Regions from separate parts of the Mus musculus genome. Here all the other regions are linked to region 3. Evidence: chromatin loops called from intact Hi-C (ENCODE). Cell type or tissue: left cerebral cortex. All regions are shown on one strand. Links, peaks and the distances in the headings refer to the core of each region. The heading gives the core; the rest is flanking DNA.

Region 1 (5,340 bases), core at 233-5,232, 210 kb after region 3:
AGCCTGTTCGGAATCTTCTGCCCAAAGGACAAGACAGCAGAAGTCACTTCTTCCTGTCTTGGTGGCTAGGTCTTTTCCTGTTCATTGTCTCCAGCAGAAGCCTGCTGACAATCAGTCTCAAGTAGATGTGTGGGAACTCTGTAGGTGACGGGACAGTAGGGGCTGAGGGAGTGTCCTTCAGTCAGGACCCCACGCCTCCTAAAGATCCATTGTATCAGAGATTGCACACCAAACAGCTCCATACCCAAGGGGTCATTCCTCTCCTAGCCAGTGCTTTAGGAACATTCCAATGGCCTTGTATCTGGGACATGCCCACTAAGAACCCCACATCGGAATGACCTGTGCCTGAGGGAGCACCCCCACGGATCCCACACGTTGGGACCTCATCTACTTAAGGTATCACCCACCAATGACTCTGGATCACCATGACGGATCTAAGGAATCCTTTCCCAGGGTTAGCTAAGGGAGCATTCCCTAAGGACCCAGCATCTGAGAGCACCCACCAAGGACTGCTAGGCTGTATGGCCCTGCTGCCCTTATGCTATTTTATAGGCAGAGGTCTGGCTGGCTGGCTGGCTGGCAGGTCCTGTCAGGTCAAGAAGGCTCTGGCAGAGCAGGAGGAGAAAGGGGGTCCCTTGGGCATCTGAAGGACCTGACAGGATTAAAGAAAGAGGGACAATTACTTACCACAGCCAGGTAGAAAGGTCTGAGGAAGACAGTGGAGCTGGCCGTGCCAGCATCTGCACAGGGAACACTTCTTGGGCAGCCAGGTGCCATGGAGGATAGACCCACAGTGCCTGGGAAAGAAGTGACAACCCCCACTGTCAGAAATTCCTCTCCCTCCTTCCCTGCCCATCCCCCATCCTGTTCCCTCTCAACAGCACTTACTCTTTGCGAACATCATGTTCACAGTTGCGTCCATAGAAGGAAGGAGGGCAGGCACAGAAGGACCCCAGGATGCAAGTCCCTCCATTCAGACAGCAAGTTTTATTAAGCGACTTACCTGAAATGTAAGAGAAGTCATGGGGCAGGTGGAGGATTGAAAAGCCCATAAGCAACGGTTCATGCAGCACTCTGGCATTCACTCCCCAGAGTACTCGGAAAGACCTATAGCACACGAGCCTACCTTTCAGGGAAATAACTTTCATGGTTGGACCAGATTGGTCACCTAGTCTGATGGTCTGATAGCTGGTCCCAGCATGAAGTGGCATCAGGAGAGAAACTGAGTATCAGAGACTATCAGGGACATTCCCTCTCCCTCTCTCTCTCTCTCCCTCTCTCTCTCTCTCTCTCTCTCTCTCTCTCTCTCTCTCACACACACACACACACACACACACACATACACACAGAGAGACATACATGAACATGCCTCACTCACTTTTATGACAAGCTAGTACAACCCACCCAGCTGCTAACTCACTCATCATGTCTCTTGGGGTAAGTGCTAAAGGGTTACTTCAGAGATGTGCCAAGAGCCATGACAGAGATGGATTAAGGCAAAAAGTCTTACTGTTCTGTATCCCCACGGAAGGCACAAACTGGAAAGACCGATCGCGTACGGCAGGTTCTTTCTGGTCCCAAATGCTGTTATCTCTGATGGCAAGGTCTCTCCCTGTATTGCATATTTTAGGCCACAAAATATTGTTGGTGTTCATAAGAAAAACACCTCCTCCCCACCATCCACCACCAAGTAGGGTGGTGCTTGCCAAAGGTCTCCACACTCAGGAGGAGGAGGGAGGATCCAGTGAGAGGCGACACTGAGCAGCCCTGTCCCCAAACACTGAGTGCTGGGGATGTAGCTCAATGGTAGTGTGCTAAGTAAGCATAAGGTTTAGCCCCAGTGCAGAGGGGGGTTGGGGGGGGGGGGTAGGATGGAGGGTAATCTGGAAGTATGTCCAATAGGTGCAGAGCCTGGGTTAAATCACATGAACAACAATGGCAACAAAAGTTGTTGGTCAAAAAAATAAAATAAAATAAAAATCAAAACCTCAGCTAGATTTGGTAGTGAACTTGGGAGGCAGAAGAATCAGGAGTTCAAGCTCAACCTTGACTGTGTTGTGAGTTCCTAGGCAGGCTGGGGTACAAGGTCCTTAAAGTGCACACATGCAGGCTGGTGAGATGGCTCAGTGGTTAAGAGCACTGACGGCTCTTCCGAAGGTCCTGAGTTCAAATCCCAGCAACCATATGGTGGCTCACACCATCTGTAACGAAATCTGACGCCCTCTTCTGGAGTGTCTGAAGACAGCTACAATGTACTTACATATAATAAAATAAGTAAATCTTTAAAAAAAAAGTGCACACATGCCCATATGTGGAGGGGTGGGGGGACAGCCTGGACTTGGTGACATCCAGTTTCAAAAACCTGAAACCCAACCATACAGGGGTGGCTTGCGCCTTTAAGTGAATCTGAGTCCAAGGACACCCTGGTCTACAAAGTGAGTTCCAAGGCAACCAGGGCTACACAGAGAAACCCTGTCTGGAAGCCTCCTTCCTCCCCAGGGGGAAAAAACAAAACAAAACGCCTGAACCCCAAACAAAAGAAAACTCACCAGCAACGGGTCCAAATTCAAACGCACTGGAAATGGCCACAAGCAAAACCACACTGGGAGAAGAAGATTGGACATCAGTTAGCAAAACCAAGCGTTCAGCGCAAGGGCACAGGCCACGAAGGAGACCGTGAACAGCGCCACCGCGCTGTCTCCAGTAACAAAACCGGACAGAAGTTCCCTCTCTTAAAAAGCCACATGTTGGAGCTGCTGGAGAGATGGCTCAGAGGTTAGAGCACCCTCTGCTATTCCAGAGGCCCAGAGTTCAATTCTTCCTGGTGGCTCATATCCATCTAAAATGAGATCTGGTGCCCTCTTCTGGGCCGCATGCACAAATGCAGGCAGAACGCTGTATACATAATAAATAAATCTTTAAAAATAACCACATGTAGAGTGACTGTGTGATTGTAGAGTTGGAAGGCTGCGCACTAGCAGCCCTAAGTGTCCTGGGGCTATGTTTAACGACCCAGTGGCGGCTGTTTATCATGAACCTCTCTCTCTCTCTCTCTCTCTCTCTCTATGACTTAGTATCCTTTTGACAGTCACATAAAGACCTCGGGGATGAAGCAGTGTAAGCAGATCACAGCTCCAGAAAAAACTGAGGCTGGAGCCCTACCCGATGTCTTCACTGATACAGCTAATGTTTGCATCATTTACACGTACACAGTTAACGTCTACAAGTCACATTTATACTTTCTTTTGTTCTGTGACTACCAAGGAGCTCATATAAGCTCTTCCATGTTCATTTAGGGCAATATGAATCCTTGTTCCCAAGCCACGGCCACGCTCGGAATAAACTCTTACTCTTCGGAACAAGGGCTGTGTTTTGAATTAACTGTTTAAAACAAGTCCCCAGCATCCAATATTTCATCATGAATATTCCTTAGGCCCCACCCTTACACACACAATTTTAAAGTTATAAAATTAAAAAGCTAAAACATTCTATTCTGCATAAGCGGCATATTTTTCCACGGTGCATTGTTTGCATATATAAATTCTTTTTTTGCATATATAAATTCTTAAATGGCTGTATGGGTTGGAGAAGACTTGCCAACCACACGCAAGCGCTGGTCCGACGCCCGGCTCCACGGGGAAAAAAAACTTGTCCTGTCACTTGAAATGGTTCCAAGTTCAATTGGTTTGTTATTCCTAATGTTTCTAAGTATTGAATTTATCTCTCCCATTAACGTGTAGAGGCAGTCTTGATTAGGCTGTAAGATTAATATTATGTATGCAAGAGAAGGAAAGCATTATTTCTCTGGCAGTCACCGACATGACTGATGGGACGAGCCCAGAGGGTGCTTTACAACCTGAGTCGGATGCCCAGAACCCAAATGATCGATCGGACTCCAGTGAGTCATCGTCTAACCTCCACTCGAGTATATGCGAGCGAGTGCCCGCGCGCGCGCGCGCACACACACACACACACACACACACACACACAAAGGCAATATAAAAAATTGACATTTTAAGAAGCCGATGGCAAAGCAGTATCTAACTATAAAGTTCCAGGTTCTTCAGGAAAAGCAGCAATGTTACTGACAAGGTTCAAGCAAGACAAAAATCAGAGCGTCATAGAACGTGATTTTCCGAAGTGGCTATCTCCAGCAACCAAAAAGTCAAGGTTAGCTCATACCTGGATGAGAAGTACCCCATCTTCGACGGCTCGTAAAAACGTTGGAGGAAAAGACAAGAAACACAATATTAGCAGATGGCTTTAGTTCATAAAGCCATTCTCGAAACACCCAAAGGCTAATTTCACAAAATGAAAACAGTAGATTAAAAAGAAAGATATGCCAAATGAGAGAGGCCCCCGTCCTGGAGAGTCTGTGGGAAGTTAGCAGCCAAGATCTCCGTGTAGACCGGCAGGGGATGGGGCCTCTTCTTCCTATAAACGGTTTGTGATTGAGGACTTCGGAGGAATATACCTCCCTTAAAAGAAACTTAAGGTGTTGAGTAGGACCCTCAGGTGGGCGGGGAGACGGGGCCCCACGCCCATTACGGGGCCCCACGCCCATTACTAGGCCAGGAAGCTCCGAGGGAAGTGAACTAGTTTGGTTTTTATGTAAATTCTCTATAGTCTGGTTATATGTAAATTTTCTATAGGTAAAGGGAGTTGAAGAGTTTAGTTATTCTACCAAGGTGTTCAAACACGAAAGTAATTAGGAAAGTCTAAACACCATACAGGCATTTGAAACTTCATTATCAAAATTTGTTGTTTTGTTTGTTTTTCAAGAATAGTTTCCCTAGGTAGACCAGGCTGGCCTCGAACCCAAGAGATCTTCTGCCTGCCCCTAAGGGATTAAAGGCGTGCTCCACCACCTCCAGGGTAACTGCCAAATTTTAACTCTGCATTTGCGTTCGTCGTTACTCCCAGTAGAGCCGGGTGCTGGAGGCCTTGAAGATGCGCTGACGGCTGGCGAGGACTTGTTTGGGTGTGGGGGAAGGTCAATGTCGGGAGGGATTTGAGTCTGGGTTTGGGCTAGAGGTTTTGCCTGCAGCGTCTGAATTGCAAGCCCTGGCCCAGAGCCTGCGGGTGGGCGCTGGGGCGAGCGGCTGCCTGAAGCTTAAAAATCAGTGGCCTCACAAGCACTATTGGAAGTCACTTGATTCTTCCGGGTCCTCAACTCAGTGCTAAGCTGCGGGTTACTGGCTTCGGTTTCTTGTGGGCGGATGGGGAGGGCCTTGACTTGCGAGTGGGGTTGTACCTCTCTGTTGCTAGGTGCTCGTCTGTGGCTGAGCCCGCTGAGAAACACATCCCTGAGTGATACATTTTGATATATATCTCACATTA
Region 2 (5,340 bases), core at 233-5,232, 220 kb after region 3:
TGCTTGTGGGTGGAACCCCTTTGGAAGGGAGGTAGGTAAGGGTGGGTGTATCCTCGCAGAGACGTAGAACTTCTGTGTGTGGATGATGTTTCATCAGAGACTGTGAGCCGAGCCGGATGCTAAACACAGTAGTTCTCAACCTTCCTAATGCTACAACCCTCATGCTGTGGTGACCCCCAGCCATACAGTTATTTTGTTGCTACCTCATATCTGTAATTTTGCTACAGTTATGAATTGTAACACAAATATCTGTGTTTTCGAATGGTCTTAGATGATCCCTGTGAAAGGATTGCACTATCCCTTTGGGGGTTACGACCCACAGGTTGAGAAACATTGCCTTAAAAGGTATTACTCTCTTGGATTCCAGCTCGTCATGCGGAAGCTGTGTTATCAGTGTATATTTTGAGCAGTTTGTGGTTTTGAGGACACTTGGGGAAGTGAATACCACAGGGCACAGGCCTACCTGGTACATCCTGGAAGCTTGGAAACTGCAAAATGTGTGTGTGTGTGTGTGTGTGTGTGTGTGTGTGTGTGTGTGTGTGTGCGCGCGCGCGCGCGCGCGTGTGTTGACAGGGTCTTATATAGCATTTAGGATAGCCTTGAACCTCTGACTCTTCTGCCATTACCACCTGAGAGCTAGGATCACAGGTGTGCCCTGCTTGCCCTCCCTCCACATGGAAGGTCTTTTTGGATATGCCACCCAGTGATGTGGCAATCTGTACAAGTGAGTTTAGTGCAGCACCAATTCCTTACATAAACGTGAACACATTTTGTATTTTAAAATACCTTCGACTGAGCATCAAAGGCAGTCTCAAAACATGTGGAAACACCGACCCTAGGACCCTGCCCTGGAGTTAGGACCTGAGGTGCTTGGTCGGGTTGTGTCAGTGAGGAGCTGTCCTGGCTACCTCTGTGCCAGACTATGCTAATTCCTGCTTCTTACCACGTGGTCATGAGCCAGCACTGTTGGCATCCGGTAAAGCTTATTAAAGATATAGCTATCAGGCTCTGTAGTTGAGCCAGAACCTGGCAGCTTGGTGTAAAGTTTGGCAGATGAAACATAGGCTACTCAGTATGATGTAAATTTCAGATTAATGACAAATTATTATTTTTAGTGTAAGTGTATTCTCAAAATAGTATTATTGTTGCAATGTTAGGGATTGAATCCAGGGCATCCTGCACATCAGGCAGTGCTAAGAGTAAAGGGTGTGAGACCACACACTCAGCTTTCATGGGACTTTTGTTTGAATTTTGAGACTGTGTCTCAAGTAGCCCAGACTGGCCTTGAACTTAGTATGTAGCTGAGCCTAAATTTCTGATCTTCTTGCACCACCTCTGAAATGCTGGGATTACATGTGTGGGTCACCTTGCTTATTATTTGAGGGGAGTGGGGTGGAGATGTGAGACAGGGCGTTAATTGGTCTAGGTTGACCTTGAACCATTTGTGGATGAGAGTAACCTTGATCTCCTGACTCTCTGCCTTCCAAGTTCAAGTATAATGGGTCTGCTCCAGGACTCCAGGTTCAAACCAAGGTGTGTGAGGAGCCCTTGCCTGAGAGCAGATTGGAGTTCCATTATTTATTGGATGTCATTCCTGTGTCTGCCATCAATCAGCAAGACTATTTCCACAGGTAGCAAACTCTCTAAAGACTAAACTATTGCATTTAAGGATACAGCGAACAAGCAAGCAAACAGACAAAAACCATGTGGGGATGAAATCTAGACTTTCAGTGTATCGCTCCAAACATTGCAGAAAATGTTTTTGTTTTTTTTTTTTTTTTTTTTTTTTTTTACATATCCTTGATCCCTTCCTAGGGCCTTTCTAATCCTGTCTCTTGCTTGGCTCCTAGTCCTGAGACCTCAGAATGCTTTTCCCTCGGCGGCTCTGTTTTTCTCTGTTCTCCCAGGCTTTCCTTGCTGCGAAGAGCCAGCCTTCTGTGGAAGCGCGCAGGGGATCCTGCATGCCCAGCTCACTTAATAATCTTGCTGTGCCCGGTTGCCAAGCCCTCCCCGACCAGATCTGTTTTGTCTCCTGCTAGGCTGAGTCACATAGAATAGATAGATAGTTTATCAGCACATGTCCTCCAGATCATATTATCCGCTTACAAATATAGCCTGTTAGCGCACAGGCACGGTAGCCCTTCCGCTGGGGGTGTTGTTCTGCGGGCGTAAACAGCATCGAAAACGGATTACAGAGTGGCGGCCACAACCGGGTACTGTCAGCGCCCACTCTCACAGGGAAGGTGAGTGGAGGGAGGGTGGTCTCCGCCCCAGCGGCGGAGCGGTGGGAGCTAGCAGGTGGGAGCGTCTGTCTGCGACTGCGCAGAAGCTGAGTGGGGGCGTCTAGGCTGCTTAGAGAACTGGTCGCTGCGCCCGCGTTGTGCGCTTACGGTGAGATCTAGCCAGCCATCATCAAAGCACATGGAGAGGACCAGGCTTTGACCCACAATTGAGTGGGGAGACAGGAAAACACGTGGGGCGCGCAGGCGCCCTCACTCTGTTGGAGGGACAAGGTCCTCCGGAATCCTTTGATTCCTTCGAGAGGACCCCTCCCCCTTCTTGCCCGTCTCCCTGCCCCCCGTGCCCAAGAATGATCTCTACCGTGCTGTCCAAGGGGCGATAAATCAACTTTGTTTGTGTCCTCTTCTGGTCCTTGGAAAATATACTTGACAACAAGGAGGGAGGGTTGGAGAAGAGGTCTTTCCTTTCATAAAGCTTCGTGCGCCCCCTGGTGTGGTTGGGACAGGGTGGCAAAGTGATTGGAGATCCAAAGGAGAATTGTCCAGCTCCGTAAACAGCCCAGGTGCGATGGCTTGTTGGCTGGACACGGCCTGAGGTGTAGAACCCGCTAACCGAGTCGAATAGGGAAAAGCCTCTTAATGCCACGGCCCTCTGGTGTGTCAGTTTGGTCGCTTGTTTTGAGACAGGATCTCAGGTAGCCCAGGGTGGGGAAGGAACCTAGGGTTTCCTGAATGCCAGGTAAGAACTCTACCAACTGAGCCACACCCCAACTCTCACCTTTTGTTTAGATCTTACATTTAATTGATGGCCAATGGTCTGTCTTAATTTCTTTAAATAATTGGCCCTCCCTCTCCAAGCTTTACTATGTGACAGGTCCCATTTAAGCAGTGTTTAACCCAAAGATCACAGGGTGCTCTCTCACTAAGCAAGGGAGCTGGGTGCTACGGTTGTATTTTGCCCACATGAGAATCCAGCCACTCTGTCCTTAGAGGCTTGTGGCCAGTAAACCAGGAGGCAGGATTCCAGCCTGGGCCATCTGACTCAACCCCTGTCCTCTTAATCCTTTCTGTGCCCTCTGTCTCTTCTGAGGAGCTTCTAGCTTAATAAATTACCATAACAATAATCAAACATCCCAAGGGAAACAGATCTGACAGCCTAAAATGTGGTTCAGTTTATAATTCATCTGAAGTGTAGTGGTGGCTATTCTGATCTTAAATTTTAGCCTCTGGCTACCTCACTGTTGGCCTTTCTGATATGGAGTACACCAACCCCCCACTCCCCTAACCCCTATCCTGTTTAGTTTCTATTGGCCACAGCCATGCTCTTGGAGCAAGACGAATAGATGGCAGGGCATCTTCCCACACAGGACACACCTAGATGGAACTTTTGGAAGTTACAGGGAGGCAGGTGGGATATTATCAGAGTTGTTAGGGACAGAACCTGGGTCCCAGCTGCCTCAAGGTGGGCTCAGCAGCTGTCCTTGATAGGTCAGGTAAACAGACACCAGTACAGTACAGAGGTAGGAGATGTATTCTGAGTGGCTATATAGGAAATAGATCAAGAGGCTCCAAAGGACTCTGCCCCCAAGTCCTTGAGGTTTAAATGGATGGTAAGATGGTATAGACAGCTAAACTGCCCTGGTCATGTGATCCTACCCATTGTCATTGTCTGGGCTCCAATCTCTGTTGCAACATGATTTGACTAGTTGTGAGGACTGTGTGATATCTTTAGAGATACAGGCTCCTCCTTTAGCTGGGGCTAGATTTCAGCCCTTTATTTCTCCCAGTACGACATTATTCAGAGAAATTTCAGTTTTAGGGAGAGGGTCAACTGTCTCATAGTCTGAGAGTCAAAGGTACGAGGCACAAGTATCTCCCTCCTTAGGAAATCTTCATTCCTGCCTGATAGTCACGGGGAACCAGCCCTTCCTCTGAGCAGTCACACGTTCCCTGGCACCTGCTGTCTCTTTCCCTCTTTTCTTTTAACTCTACTCCATTCCCTTTCTTTCCTTTGCTCTTGCCTCTCTCTGAATCCCACAAAGGGAGTGTCAAAATGGCTTGGCATCATAGGGGAGACATGTCGGGCTTTCTCCTCACTCCTCCAGATCTTTCCCATGATGCTCTGAGGTACCCACTCCACACCTCCAGCCCCCTAAGCCCTTGACAGACCAATGTGTCATTTGATGAGGCAGAGGACTGGGTGACCTGAGTGTTCCCCTCCTGTCCCCTGGCATATGACTCTGAGTGGAGACCAGAGCTCTGGTGCCAGGGGACACATTTTTCCAGTCATGCCCTCTGGCTCCGGGGAGCCAATGCTTTTGTAAAGCGATTCTGACATAATCATAATTTGTTCTGATTGTTGGGGGCGGAGGCACGGAAAGTTTGTCAACTAAACCAACACTTATGGTTGTGTCCCTGTTCACTCCCAACACCAGCCCCGCCCCAGCCCTTGCCAGTTCTCCACACTGTCTACCTGGCTGGCGTCTTTCCTCTTGTGGCTCCTTGTGTGGTCTGTTCAGCTCAGATGTCTGATTCACAAGCTGAGCTGAACTATATCCCTGTATGCAGATGTTCTGATATTCTCCCCTATAGCCTGGAGACTTGGGAAGTGTGGAGGGACCTCATTCATCCTAAAAGGCTTTCTGGCTTTCATGGGTACTACATGAACATGGTGCCCGGACATAGATACAGGCAGACCACACATCCACATAAAGTAATAAAGTTTGAAACTCTTATCTGTTGGGCTGGAGAGATGGCTCAGCAGTTGAGAGCACTAGCTGCTCTTCCAGAGGTTCTGAGTTCAATTCTCCACAGCCACATACATGGTGGCTCACAACCATCTGTAATGGAATCTGATGCCCTCTTCTGGTGTGCATGAAGATAGAGCACTTATGTACATAAAATAAAATTTAAAAGAATCTGATTTGCTAATATATCTCCGTGTCGTTTCTCAGCCCCACTCTCTACCTATGCCCCAGGAAGCTTCTTCCAGCTTCTCACCCTGCTTAGCTGCAGTTACTTTACTTTGGCATTTTGGTTGCCTCTTTAAAAAAAGGTTTTTATTTTAACTTAAAATATTATTTATTTTTGTTTTTGCTTT
Region 3 (5,340 bases), core at 160-5,159:
GTTGAGCCGCGTGAGGGTCCCTGTGAGGTGGGTTTGCTGGCCTAAAGCTGGAGGAGGTAGCAAGAGACAGGCAGAGGGAGGGATAGGCTGCAGGTGCGAGGGACATGGTGGGTGGCAGAGGGGCACTCACGTAGCCAACGGCGGCAGCGGCGGGCGGAGGCGGCACCTGCGCGATGATATGCAACTCTTCCTCCGTGAGGCGCTCGGCCTCATCCAGCGTGAAGCCAGAGTAGAGCACAGCGTCCTTCACGAAGATGCTCGCGGCGCGCAGCATAAACGACAGGAACATGTGCATGTGGATGTAGTTGCGCGTGCAGTGCAGCCGCCTGCGGGCGTGCGACATCACCTTGGGTGAGGGCACGGGGGTCGGGGGGGAGGACGCAGCGGTGGGCAGGAAGCTGGGCTGTGCGCCGTAAGTGGGGACATCACGCAGGGGGGATGGATGCAGTGAAGGGGGAGAAAGGAGGCTCGCACCCTGGACCCCTCCAGATGCACCCCGGACCCACCCTAGACCACGCTCCACCCCTCGCCGGCTTTGCCCTGCCTTCGCCCCACTCCTCGCCCCGCCCACCTAAAATAGGCTAGGATGAGCACAGCCACGGTGAGGGAGGCAAGAGACATGGAATATCCCACGGTGTAGATCATGCCCAGGCGGTCAAATACCTCCTGCGCAGGTGAGAAACAGAAAACTGGGACTCAGGGTGGGCACCAAGGGCAAAGTGGAGGACAAATTAAGGTTGCTGGAGAAGTAGAGACTAGGAGAGTCGGCTAGGTTGAGGTTCGCTAATGGGGCAGGTGTGGTCTTAAGGGTCAAGCTTGGGAGGGAGGAGGTGCGCACCCGTTCCCGAGTCTCATTGGTCATGAACTTGAGGCACTCGCTGTAGTTGGCCCACGTCCGGTTGTGCCCTGGAACCACCTCCCAGCTGCCATTGCGGTCGCAGCGTCTGTAGGCATGGCCTGAAGGGCCATGGGACAGTCAGGACAAGCAAATGGAGATCTGGAGCCACTGAGGCTCTGAACTCCATTTTAGGTGTCCCCACCCATTTGGCTAGCCTCACCTTTGTGGTTGAAGTCATAAATGTAATCGGGACAAGGTACTGCCACCACTTCACCTGGTGCCCCCAATGGCCAGCAAACGATGTTGTCCCACTCTGGCAGACAGGGACGCCCTGTGCCCAGAGAAAACACAGAGTCAGGTCCATAGCTAAGGCCCAGGGACATGAACACACTTGGGGTTTGATTCCCATGGGGGCAGTGTGCCCTGTGACTGGAAACATTAGGTTTGGGGCATTCTAGAAAGAATATGTTGAACCTTTACCCACATCCCCTTACTCCCTAAACCCAATGGCTTCAGAGAATTTACTGCAGTCTCCGTGATGGAAATACTGATACGATTCCCAACCTGGTCTGAAAAAGGTCAAGAGCAGTGGATGCCATGCTGAAGCTACACAAAGCAGGCCTTGGCCGCAAGGCCTCAGCCTGGCCTGCTCTCTGAGGAGACTTAAAAAAAAAAAAAAAAAAAAAAAAAGACATTGTTTCACTCTGTAGACAGACCAGGCTGGCCTTGAACTCACAAGGATCCACCTGTCCCCAGTTTGAAGAAGAACCATTTTCTCAGATTTCCCCTCAGCTTGAAGGCTCCCTACGTGACCCTTCCCTAGAGACCACAGAAGGAAGTCTGGTTCTCCGTGCCAGCTGAACTTCTAAAGCGCTGCTAACCTCACACAGGTGTCCCCTGCTCTCTGCATTTCCATTTCCTCTTGGGAAGTTGACGGATATCAACCTAGACTCCTTCTATCCAGGCCTGCCTGGAAGACCCACGACCGACCACTCAGTAGGTGTACCATCTTCTAAATCCGAGCGCTAATGTTGAATTTCAAAGGACAGTGACAGTCTCACTTTGGAGCCCTGACAGCCATGCTAAGTGACCTCAGAGGGTCCCCAGCCTCTAGATCATTGCATTCCACAGCAGCTTACAGCCCCCCCCCCCCTACTGCAGGGCTTTGACCACAGGACTCTCTAACCTCCCTGGAAGGCAGCCTTGAGGGCTGGATCCGCCCAGCTCGGTGAAAGGCTCTCTGTCCTGGGCGCCATATTCCCAGCCCCACCCGGCCAGGCCCACAATTCCCTCTGGTCCCTGGGGAGCCACAGGGTGACCACAGGCTCCCAGATGTGGCCCATCTGGAATCTGCTGCCCACCCTGCTGGCTCTAACTGGCCTTGTGGCCACAGCTTGGGCTCTGTGTTTGTCTCTCCTCACCTCCCCGAGGCAACCCTGTTTCCCTCTCTCCTCTTCTCTCCTTGTCCCACTGTCTGCCTCCACCCTTCTGAGGCTGCCCTCATCTCTTGCTGTGTCTATGGGTCTTCCCACTATGTGTCTTTCTGTACTTCCTTTGACATACCAGACTTCTGGGTTGAGCGTCTTGTTCCCTTCTCTGTCTCTCTACATCTCTCCCTGACTAGTCTCTCAGGACTCTGTCCTCTCTCTTTACCTCAGTGGATCACGGGTTTCCTGCAGCTCTGGGTCCTTCTCTGGGGAGTCAGTGCATCCGTTCTGCACACTTTCTTGTATGCCAAGGCCTCCCAACTCACCTGACTCCCCACCCCTATGCGTGATGCCTCCTGGCCTGCTTTTCTGGGAAGGGAGCTGTGGTCTCTGACTTTCTGTAGGAACTCACATTGGTGGAGACAGGTGGATCTGAGCCTGGTCAAATGACTGCCTAAGGAGGGGTAGGGCACAAGATGGACAGACATACCTCGGCGCCTGCTGCCGGTGGGCACATCCTTGTTCTCTTTAGACTCGGGGTAGAACTTTCCCGGTGCCTTCTCTTTCCTGGGCTTCCCTGACGTAGATGCTGGCGTCCACCCTTTGTCTGACTCCATTATGTTGGCTGGAGAAATGGGGGTGGTTCTAGCCATCGGCTGTGCTGTAACCACAGCCCTGGTTACTGCCCGGCCCCTCACCGGCTCCCCCTTTTTACAATGAGTTGATCCTATCAAGGATGCTGACACTCAGGCTGCTGGAAGATTAGGGAGGACAAGCAAGTGACCCGGGGGTGTTTGCTAGGTGGAGAAGCAACCAGGAAACAGATGTGGTTGGCAGAGGTTCAAAGGGGGTGACTGACATATGAGGTGGGGTCACCTGGGAAGTGGAAAGGATGGCAGGCCAGGAGGCAAAGCCTCGATGGAGGAAACAGCCCGCCAGAGGGCGCATGGCAGAAACTGGGAGAGGTGGATGGAGGTAAAGGTGATAACCAAGTCGGGCTAGCCTGCTGTGTGGGTGACACAGCCAGGAGTAAAGAGTGCATTGTGTTAGGAGTGGACACACGAGCCCACCTTCTCCACCCTCTGCCCGAAGATACTCGGGTCAGGGGCTTGCAGCTTCTACAAGAGCCCCTGAAGACACCACCTGAGCTGGGGCCTGACCTGTCCTCCTTGAAAAGACACTGGAGGCTTCTGTCCTTAGCCAGAAAGTCCTCACTATCTGACTTGTGTGACTTCAGCTGTAACCCAAGCTGGGGTACCTTGGGCACCCTCCTACGTTGGGGTCCGTGGGAAGCTGAGTCCAGGCAACCTGTACTGGGGTGACAATGACTGACAATGACTGACAATGGGGACTGGGGTGACAATGACTGACAGCATTCTCGCTCAGGGAGGGGTTCTGTGATAGATGAGGAGCCAGAGATGTACCCAAACTGTGGGTTCCACAACTAGGAAGAGGGCCCCATTTAGGATCATATGAGGTGTTCATCTGTCCCTACCCTCTGTGTGACAGGTGGGCCAGGATAGGTGGAGCTTGGTCTGCAGAGGAAGTTTTTACAAATGTGAACAAAGTCCTCTTGCTTCATAGAGAATCTGTCACCATTTGCTTGTGTCCTGGGTATGCTCTACTCCCAGCCCCCAGTAACCCGAGAGCCAGCTCCAGAGAGAAAGCTGCTCTGGAAGGACAGACAGTAAGCAAGGGTGATGAGATTGGCCAGACCTCAGAAGCCTGGATGAATGCCAATGTAGCCCATACCTGCTTCCAGGAAAGAGACTCACGGAAGGGGGCAGAGAGGAGACCCAAGATGGGAGATGCCCTCCTTACCCATGGCCAAGGTCCCTTAGAGATGCTGTGTGTGTGTGTGCGCGCACACACGCGCGGTCCAACGCCCTCTGTCCAGGCTATCGGCTGAGTGACACACACATCCCTGTCCCATCTAGTTCTAGGGATGCTGGTTCTATGCAGGAGCTTCCCATCCTTCCAGGCATGGCATGGCTAATCTTCTCTTTAAGGAAGTTGGCCCAGCCCACCCTGTTTGGACCAGCGCCCTCAGCAAAGTCCCTGGCTTGCCCAACCCCATCTAAATCCACTGGGACCCCGTGCTTTGTCTGCCTTCTCCATCTGCAAAGGGAGACCCACACATCTTTCAGCAAGTTTTCCAAAGGCTCTTGTCTCTCTCCCCCTCCCCAGCCCCCACATGGCCATGCCTGGGTCTGAGAGCTCCGGTGGGCAGACAGCACTTTCCCGAGTCCCGGAAGGTAAGGATCGCCTGAGCCTGTTGACTTCACCCTTGCCCGATCCATCTCTTTTAGGCCTTTACTCTGGCTGGGTCTCCCTTTCTTGAGCCCACCCAAGGTTAATGCCTCCAACTCCTTCACCCGATTGTCCCCCGCTTCCTAGACTCCCACCCTTTTCACATGCTGACCCCACCCCCACCTGCTGTGTGCAGAACTTCCTTGAGCAGCTTGTCACATTGCGCCTGGGCACGGTGCAGCAGGAAAATCTGTTCCTCTTTGGTAAAGACATCGTCTGCGTCCACCTGCCAAACCAAAGGTCAGACTGTAGGCAGCACTTCCAGGTGAGGCAGCTGGTTCCAAACTCATGCAACCTCCCCAGGGATTTCCCCCCTTTCGAAAAGTGATCCCTTCAGAGAGAATGTGGGGAGTCGGGGAGAGCATCTGCCTTCCAGAGCCTCCCTTTTAAAGTTTGAAGCCACGGTAACTCAATGGCTAGGACCTGCCCCCTTGCAGGGAGGAGAAAAGAATTGAAGCTGTCTTGTCTGTCTGTCCAGCAGTAACCCAGCATCCACTGGCATTCTTTGTCTAGTAACCCCCCCCCCAGGGGGGGGTGTATGGGAATGGTGGAATGTCCCAGGATGGAGCCTCACAGGGTCCTGACTGCCTGCTGGTGATCCAGGGTTAGATCAGGAGTGCTGAACTCTGAGGAGATAAATCCAGCCTGGATTCCTTCAAGTTTCAAGGCCCCCGGGGACCATGACAGCCACCATTTTCCATGCTGACCCAGTGGTCAGCCGGTGCTTTTCCCAGTGAAGGGTCAGAGTCTCACCCTTCCTACTGA

The links. Hi-C counts contacts between places; a loop is a spot of excess contacts. Peaks named below come from ENCODE experiments on the same cell type or tissue, not always from the same donor. Only the 100,000 strongest peaks of a DNase experiment are listed, where the experiment ranks them.
Region 1: a loop joins it to region 3, with 2.4 times the contacts of the local background. A loop is called at or near these places in 6 of 42 quality-filtered maps.
Region 2: it touches region 3 in a loop (2.2-fold over the local background); 3 of 42 quality-filtered maps call a loop at or near these places.

The regions. Positions count from the first base shown.
Region 1 is chr9:110,941,642-110,946,981 of GRCm38, forward strand. It overlaps Tdgf1 (teratocarcinoma-derived growth factor 1), which reads right to left and starts at 4,517. Exons shown (of 6, transcript NM_011562.2): 1 at 4,183-4,517; 2 at 2,550-2,602; 3 at 1,511-1,612; 4 at 889-1,003; 5 at 688-797. The coding sequence starts at 4,202. In left cerebral cortex, for the core only: a CTCF peak has its summit at 2,870 (motif pointing left); no DNase peak of the experiment used is centred there.
Region 2 is chr9:110,951,646-110,956,985 of GRCm38, forward strand. It overlaps Lrrc2 (leucine rich repeat containing 2), which reads left to right. Exons shown (of 9, transcript NM_028838.2): 1 at 1-31. Among named protein-coding and RNA genes, the nearest start is that of Lrrc2, 2.8 kb to the left of the region's middle. In left cerebral cortex, for the core only: a CTCF peak has its summit at 2,727 (motif pointing left); DNase peaks (open chromatin) are centred at 2,208 and 2,711; H3K4me3 peaks cover 1,114 bases; H3K27ac peaks cover 941 bases.
Region 3 is chr9:110,726,840-110,732,179 of GRCm38, forward strand. It overlaps Pth1r (parathyroid hormone 1 receptor), which reads right to left. Exons shown (of 14, transcript NM_001083936.1): 2 at 4,699-4,801; 3 at 2,756-2,890; 4 at 1,059-1,169; 5 at 839-957; 6 at 572-666; 7 at 131-326. Among named protein-coding and RNA genes, the nearest start is that of Gm35775, 12 kb to the right of the region's middle. In left cerebral cortex, for the core only: a CTCF peak has its summit at 3,201 (motif pointing right); DNase peaks (open chromatin) are centred at 209 and 3,203; H3K4me3 peaks cover 611 bases; H3K27ac peaks cover 285 bases.